2 separate regions of the Homo sapiens genome follow, and region 2 is linked to region 1. The links are chromatin contacts, found by Hi-C or POLR2A ChIA-PET in ENCODE. All regions are on one chromosome and are shown on one strand. The core of a region is the stretch at or near the end of the contact, and the rest is flanking DNA. Distances in the headings are between cores, read along the strand shown.

Region 1 (3,862 bases), core at 1,298-3,797:
GCATGAAAATCATGCAAAAGGCTTTGTGTTTACATGTAAAACATGAGATAAGTATAAGGAGGCTGTTCATGTAGATGAATGACCAATGGGACATTGGAAAGACATGAGGGATGGAGAGAGTCAGTTTCCCAGGGCAGGATGGTTCCACACCTGGTCAGATGCCCGGGATTCTTGGCCCTCACCCATTAATGCCAGGAACACCTTCCAAATCATTGTGAAATCCATAAAATGACCTCCACAAATTTCTAAATTGCCACTAGGGTGGTCTTGCTCCAGGTGAGAACTACTGCTCTATTGAATACTCGGAAGAAACTAGTACTGCAAAGCCAAGGGAAATTACATAGTGCTAGATGAGTTAATGGAATATGGAACAGAAGTGTAATATTGCAATTAATTATGGAGTGGTATTTAAGCATGGAAACAGAAATAGGGCCTAGAAAGTATGACATATGAGAAATGAAGAATAAGCACTTTCAGGAAGAAGGACTCAAGGAAGACTTCTCTCCCTGCTGCCACAACTGCGTCAAGTTCTCTTTTAATACCCTGTCATAGCAACCTGTGTCTCTGCTTTGATACTCAGGACAATTGTCAGTAAATAGATAATTGCCTATGGCCCGTTTATATCTGTCTCTTTCACTAACAGATAACTTTCAATATCTGTATTGTTTACTGGGTATTACTAATACATAGAGAGGGTATTTTATGCAGTATTAGGGACTCAATAAATATCTGTAGAATGATTATTTAGTGACACTTGTTTGAAGGATTTGGAGGAGGATTCTGAGAAGTTTGGTTAATATGGCCTTGATTCTGATTCAAAGACTACTAACAGTATATATGCTGATTTCCATGCTAGCCCGCTGTTTGAAGTCTGGCCAATTAAGTACTGCCTCTGCAGACATTTCGCACTGGTTTTGCAAGCATAACTCTAGTGCCACCTTCTGCCAGGCAGAGAAACATGCTCAGATAATTTCCATTATGAGAATCTGGATTTGATGCTCAAACAGTTCTTTATGCTATAGAATTTATTAGATAATTTTTTAAATGCTAAAATAATGGGAGGTCTATAAATTCCCATTCAAAAATGCAAATTTTGGGCAATCTATAAATAATGCTGGCTGGAGTAAACAAAATCCCTATTTTCAGCATTTGAAATACGGGGAGTTTTCTTAGAGAAGAGAGAAGATTTAGGACTTTGTCTTACTGATTCAATGTCATTGTGTATAAGTTTAAAAATTATTACAAAAATGCTCCGATTATTATGAAAACATATGCACAGGTACTTGCTACAGAAAAGCAGCTTTGTGTATAGAATTCTCATTGACGTTATCAAGAATAGCTATTGTGGAGGAAACAGTTGGAACCCAGGTTCTGAAAGTATTTGATCAGAAGTTCTGCAAATCAACAAAACCTTTTTCCTATCATAAAAATAAAACCGATTTTTAAAATACATATTCATGGGTAATCACAAAACCTGCAATGCTCCTTTTCTCTGGTAAGACAATATCTTCTTTTTGCACAGCACTTTTTAATAATCTGTATGCTGTTGTACATTATGTGAATAAACAATAATATCTGAAGACACAAACAGTGTTGGATAGTGGTAACACTGTTACGCAGCAGGTGATTTTGTGTTGCAAGCACGAAGGAACAATTTTCTTATTTCTTATTTCTTTTTTTTTTTCGAGACAGAGTCTTGCTGTGTTGCCCAGGCTGGAGTGCAGTGGCATGATCTCAGCTCACCGCAACCTCTGCCTCCCAGGCTCAAGGGATTCTTGTGGCTCAGCCTCCCAAGTAGCTGGGAATACAGGTGTGCGCCACCAAGCCCGGTTACTTTTTGTATTTTTTGTAGAGATGGGGTTTCACCATATTGGCCAGGCTGGTCTTGAACTCCTGGCCTCAAGTTATCTGCCTGCCTCGGCCTCCCACAGTGCTGGGATTACAGATGTGAACCACCAGGCCAGCCAGAACAACTTTCAATTTTTACTCTAAACAGAAAGGAAGTGTCTCTTCCAATGGAATAAAGGTCAAAACCCTCTTTTGATAGCCATAAAATCATAGAGCAAAAGCCACCAATGTTTTTCTTAATATTTCACATAGTAAATATTTCAGATTTTGCAGGCCATAAGACCTCTATCACAACTACTCAGCTCTGAAGTTGTGGTTTGAAAGCAGCCATAGACAACTTGTAAACAAGAGAGGATGGCTGTGTTCCAATAAAACTTTACAAAAACAGGTAGTGGGCTGGATTTGGCCTTGGGCTGTAACTGCCAACTCCTGGCACAGATCACTGAGTATGCAGCTTCAGAACGGAGAACTGCTCTTACAGGGACAACCAGAAAACTTGCTCCAGAAAGACATGCAGAGCTACAGAACCTGGCATGGAAGTAGAGGGAAGCAGGACTTTCAGGGACAATGATTCAGTAGCTATGAGACTGCAGTGTGAGAGAGTAAATGAGCAAAGACTAAGATACTACTGGATTCAAAACTGCAAATGACACAGATGAGCAAACATGGAAGGCAGTGCCTGATGAGTCAGCAACAACAAAGTGTTAACAGAGAGCTAGTGTTCAAATAAGATGAAACGCTCACACCTCTGTAGGAGTGAGGAATACAAGGCTTCCTTATTGTTGGTCTCTAGGGTCAGCCTCATGTTCCTGGAGACACTGCCACTGTGCTGTCTCCTGTGTGGAGTGTGGGCGTAGACAGTGAACACGTGAGCAAGTGAATGTGTAATATAGCCACTTTGAATCATTTTATCTGGATGAACCCTTCAAATAATTTTCATGTCTCAGGGAAACTGCACAAAAATTTTCATATCTGCAGCTCGTGGTGCTTTAGCAGGGTCAGTAATTTGTAGGTATGATAATCCAAGAATGATTGTCAATGGTCTTTTGAATAGAGAATGCAGTTTTCCTGGGGATCCATTTATTTTGGCCAACCTATTAACCTACTCATTTTGTTTGTTCCCCCTCTCCACCAAGCATATAAACCCCACAAAGCAAATCAGTAGTTGTAGGTAGATGACACTCAGTTTTTCTTTCCTGTTAAAAAAAATTACCTGTTTGATTGTGTGTGTGTACATGTGTGTATGTGTGTGCTTTCACCTTATCCAATTAGGCCTATGTATTTGTTTCCAATTGCTGCTGTAACAAATTACCACAAACTTAGTAACTTAAAACAACCCTAATTTATTATTGTGCTATTCCGGAGACTAGAAAATCAAAATGGGTTAGTAGGGCTGCATTCTTCTGGAGGCTGCAGAGAAGAATCAATTTCCTTGCCTTTCCCAGCTTCTAGAGGCTGCCTGCATTCCTTGGCAGTGGACTCTTCCTCCATCTTCAAATCTTGCATCTTAACATCTTCAAATCATTCTCTCTCCCTCTCTTCCAACCCCAGCTTTTCTGCTCTTTCCTATAACAACCCTTGTGATTACATTAGGCTCACCTGGACAATCTGAGCTACTCTTTATATTTTAAGACCCTAAATTCAAATCAATCTGTTAACTCTCTTTTGCCTTGTAAGATAACATATTAATAGATTCCAGGCATTAAGATGTGGACAACTTTGGGGGCCATTATTCAGCCTACCACAGCCTAAAAGTTTTATCACAAATTTTTATGGGACAAAAAACTGATATGGTGTGTACAAGAGTAGTTTCTTCTTATTTAGAGAAAAAATGACTTTTCAGCAAAACTTTTTCTTTCATTCTTTTTTTTTTTTTGAGACAGGGTCTCACTCTGTCACCCAGACTGGAGTGCAGAGGCGCGATCAAGGCTCACTACAATCTCTGCCTCCCAGACTCAAGGGATTCTCCTGCCTCAGCTTCTGGAGTAGTGGGGATTAAAGTCATGTGCCACTA
Region 2 (3,980 bases), core at 923-3,422, 80 kb before region 1:
GAGATAATATAAGAAAAACATCTGGCTTGATGTTCAGCTTCCTCTCCCTGCCAAGCTATTGCTATGACTACATGGAATGTGCCATTTGCATTAAGAAAGATGCACAAGAGCGGACTGTATGTAAACACGCAGTCAGCACATACCTGGGTTCTGCCTGGTCTTTCTGGATGTTATTTAGAACTGGAAACAGGTTCTTAACCACTGATAATGCCTTTTCTACCTGAAAAGGATGAGGCATACGTATTGCAGGAATTCAAGGATGACCCAACATCCAGCCAAGCAGTCTCTTTGACCGAGGCATGGTTGACACAGCAGAATTACTAATTTTTAATAAGTCCCCACTGCTGAATCCAATGGCCTCTATCATTCTAATTAGGTACTCTTATTAGAGGATAAGGCTGGAGAGATTGACCTTGATTTACCTTTTTTCCAACCAAATGTGGAAAACCCTTTAGCACGGTGATTGTTAACCAGGGTCCCACATTAGAATCACCTGGGGGGGGGGCTTTTGAGACTCCAGACGCCTAACCCACACCCCAAACCCAACCAATTTAATCAGGATATCTGGGGGTTGGGGGATCAGGGTCCCATATTTTTCGAAGTCCCCAGTGTGATCCAAGATGAAGCCAAGGTTGAGACCTGCTGTCTAGGATCATCCCTCTTCACCTCAAGTAACTTCTGCTGCAAGGCAAACTAGGAAAGCCAACCTAGAGCATTTCACAACCACAGCTTCTGACAGCAGTCACAACAGGACCCCGAATACTGGAACATGACAGGAGCCTGCACCAGGGTCCACACCGAGGGTCCAACAGAGCTTATTAGTAGGGGATTACCCAGCTCCCCATGGGAGAACCATTTTCTCAAACAGTTTGCACTTCAATACAAATAAGTTCAACAATCTTAGGAGATGCCACCAGTGCCTAAATTGGCCTGACCATCAGGAAATTTTTTCCTTCTTTAAGAGACAAACCTCTTGGGAAGGAAAGTCAGTGTGTATGTGGGCACCCCACCGGCCCCCACCCCCAGCCAATCTCTAGAGAAGCAGACAGAAGCATCAATTCCCGTGCGGCTTGGAAAGCACCCCGCGGGCTCCCCGCTGCGCCGGCTCACGCCCACTGCACCTGCCGGCGCTCCGCCGCACCTGCCGTGCGGCGCCCTCCCCTCCTACCTTCCAGCAGCTCGTCCAGGCTGGTGACCTTCCGGCTGCCGTCGATGGTGTAGATAGTGCGGACACCCTGGGGCAGGTTCACGTTGTCCGACAGGGAGCGGGTGAGCTCTATGAGGAGCGCATCGAAGGACCGGAAGCGGTCGCTGGAGATGGCAAACACCAGGCCCTTGAAGTAGCGGTCCCCGTTCCGGTAGAAGCGCGCCTTCTTGGCCTTCTTCTCCGAGCTGAGGGCCTGCAGGGTCCGCGTGCGGTAGAAGCTGCAGTGGGCACTGTGCGCCGGACTGGGGATGAGCCCGTTCCCCTTGGGGCCCGAGCTGCTGCTGCCCCCGGAGGAGCTGGGGGCCCCTCTCCGCGACCCCGGCCGCGGCCTTTTGTCCCGTTCCTCAAAGTGCTCCAGCTCGATACTCCTGGTGCTGGCCATCGCGGCTGCTCCGAGGGCGTCCGCAAAAAGACGTTCCGGGCCGACTAAGGGTGCGAGCGCCGGTGCAGGGACGTCTGACTGCGAGGGCCCTTAACGCGCCGGGACACCTGGCTCTGGCATCCCGCCCTCTCCGCGCAGGTGGGGCCGAGGAGCCGCGGAGGAGCCGACCCGCCCGCGCCCTCAGCTAAAAGTGTCCGCAGCGCCGAGCTGCCCAGGTCATTGTCCAGTGCGACTTGCTCCGTGCCTCCCGCCTGCCGGGGAGCCCCACGCCCCCGCAAGCGCCTCCTCCACCCGGCCACGCCTCACAAGTCCCGCTCGGGAGCCGACCGGGAGAGGCAAAGTTGGGCCGCCCGAGGCTCGCGCTGGGCCCGCGGGCGCCCACAAAGCTCGGGCGTCTGCCGAGCGCTCCCGGGAGCGCCGAGGGGAGGAAGGAAGGAAGGGTGGGGCGGGGCGCGGAGCGTGGGAGAGGCCCCCGGGGGAGTCGCGCGGGCCCAGGCCCGGGGTGCAGCGCCGCCGCCTCGGCCGCGCCCGGATCCCGCCCGCCGGGCAGCGCGCGCCGTTCGGGGCTGAGAGGGCCGTGTCTGGCCCCTTCCTTCCCTGGAGCGCGGCCCTAGCGGGAAATAATGCAGCCCGCCTCCCACGCAGCGGTCAGGCCCGGCCCACTGGCAAGCATCCGCGCTCTGGCCTCCCTCCGCCGCCGACAGGCTGTCAGCGCTGGAGGAGGCTTCCCGGCCCCGGGGATGCCAAACCGCGGAGAAGGGGAGGAGGGGGCGGAGGAGGGGGCGGAGGAGGGGGCCGAGCGCCGGCGCGGGAGGAGCAGCTCCTGCGGGTCCCGGGCAGCCCCGCCCGCCTGACGGCTCCTGCCCGGCGCCGCGCGTTAATGGGCGCAGCCGCGACGCGCGCTCCTCCGCCTGGGAAACGTAACCGCGCAGGCCAAAAACTACAAAGGAAGGAGATTCAAGGGCAGGGAGCACATCCCCAGCCAGCATCCCAGTGAGGACCCCAGGCCAAACTACCGCAGAAATCCGAAGCCCAGCATTGACTTGGGGCACACCATTCATTTTTTTTAAAAAAGATTTGTTGCTTTATTAGAAAATCCTTTGAGAAAACAGCCTCCACTGTTTCCATTGCAGATTCGCTAATATGGTACGTTCAGTAACTTTGAATGAATGATGAGAAGTTATTGGGTGGTAGAGGGGGTTATGTAATCAACGAATATTTATCGAGAGCGTACCATGTGTCAGGCATTGTTTCTGTCACTGGGATGCCCTAACAAAGGAAAGAGAGACTCTGCACCCACTCCCCCCGCCCCGCATATTTAATGTTGTCAATTAAAGCTTCTTACCTAAGAGGCCTATCATTTGTGAGCACCCATCATAGTGGAAATCTTAATGCCGTAGTGTCTATTCAACAATAAAAACATCTTTTCCAAGACTTAAGAGAAATACTAGTTACTTGCATTTTGTTATTAGGAAAAATAAAGCTCAAATATGTTTGATCCCAATTTGGCACGTGAAACCTTAGAACATTCAACACCTGGTTTTCTGAGCAGCCCTAGACAGCAATCCAAACTGACCTTTCAGGAAGAAAGGCATAGTTGCTTTTTTTCGGGTTGAACTGAGTCCTGGAAGAGCATGAATAAAAGAAGGTAGAAGCACATGCAACGGTCTAGCATCTGTGAAGTTGGTGCGCCCCACCAAACACACGCACACACACGCATACACACCCTTCATGGCAGCTCCAGAAAGGTCTCCTGCTCGGTGCACAATACTACTCCTAAGGCAGTTCTGGGCATACACCTGGGCATACCTAACTTCCTGCGGGGTTGGGGCATGCTAGGAAGTCAGAGCTGATCTGAGGCTTCAATGTAGTTTTTCTAGAGGAAAATCCTGCAGCATCATTAGGTCCACCACCTTAAAAGGCCTCAACCTAGATCAGTTAAATCAGAATTTCTGGAGACGGGCTTCTCCAACAGTATTTTTTTAAAAGTACCCCTAAGGTATATCCAGAGTTTCCAACCACAGGCTGTAACACCAGGAATCAAATAAATCAGTGCTTCTTCTCAAACTTTAATATATTTACATGTCATAGGGGAATCTCGTTAAAATGCAGATTGCTATTCTGTAGCTCTGGGGTGGAGTTTGAGATTCTGCATTTCTGATGAGCCCCTGGGTAATGCCAATGCTGCTGGTCTTGGTACAAGACTTTGAGAAACAAGAAACTAAATTGCAAATTTATTGAGATAAGTTTCCATCTAAGTACCAGTAACTCCACAGAGCCCATCAACTTGCCTTAAGATGGCCATGTTCATTTGTATCACTGTTAGTATTTCTTAGGGGGAAAAAGACTTTGTAAACTATTGCTGTAGAAACAAATTATCCTAAACTTAAT

Evidence for each region. Hi-C counts contacts between places; a loop is a spot of excess contacts on that map. ChIA-PET counts read pairs that join two places held with the same protein, here RNA polymerase II (POLR2A). Pooled maps may share reads with other maps.
Region 2: a loop to region 1 is called in a map of transverse colon, with 2.6 times the contacts of the local background. The contact joins the promoter of DCLK2 here to the enhancer-like site in region 1. A Hi-C loop is called at or near these places in 12 of 168 maps with a recorded cell type or tissue (IMR-90, cardiac septum, chondrocyte and 9 more) and 15 of 50 pooled maps. POLR2A ChIA-PET finds 5 or more read pairs at or near these places in 5 of 52 experiments (A549, AG04449, BJ and 2 more).

The regions. Positions count from the first base shown.
Region 1 is chr4:149,996,741-150,000,602 of GRCh38, reverse strand. No RefSeq gene overlaps it. Among named protein-coding and RNA genes, the nearest start is that of DCLK2, 80 kb to the left of the region's middle. Within about 2 kb of position 2,547, at least 3 of the 41 ENCODE cell types and tissues checked have a DNase peak (open chromatin) inside an H3K27ac peak, as active enhancers do; they include transverse colon, where a contact is called at or near this core.
Region 2 is chr4:150,076,637-150,080,616 of GRCh38, reverse strand. DCLK2 (doublecortin like kinase 2) reads right to left here and starts at 2,172. Exons shown (of 16, transcript NM_001040260.4): 1 at 1,169-2,172. The coding sequence starts at 1,589.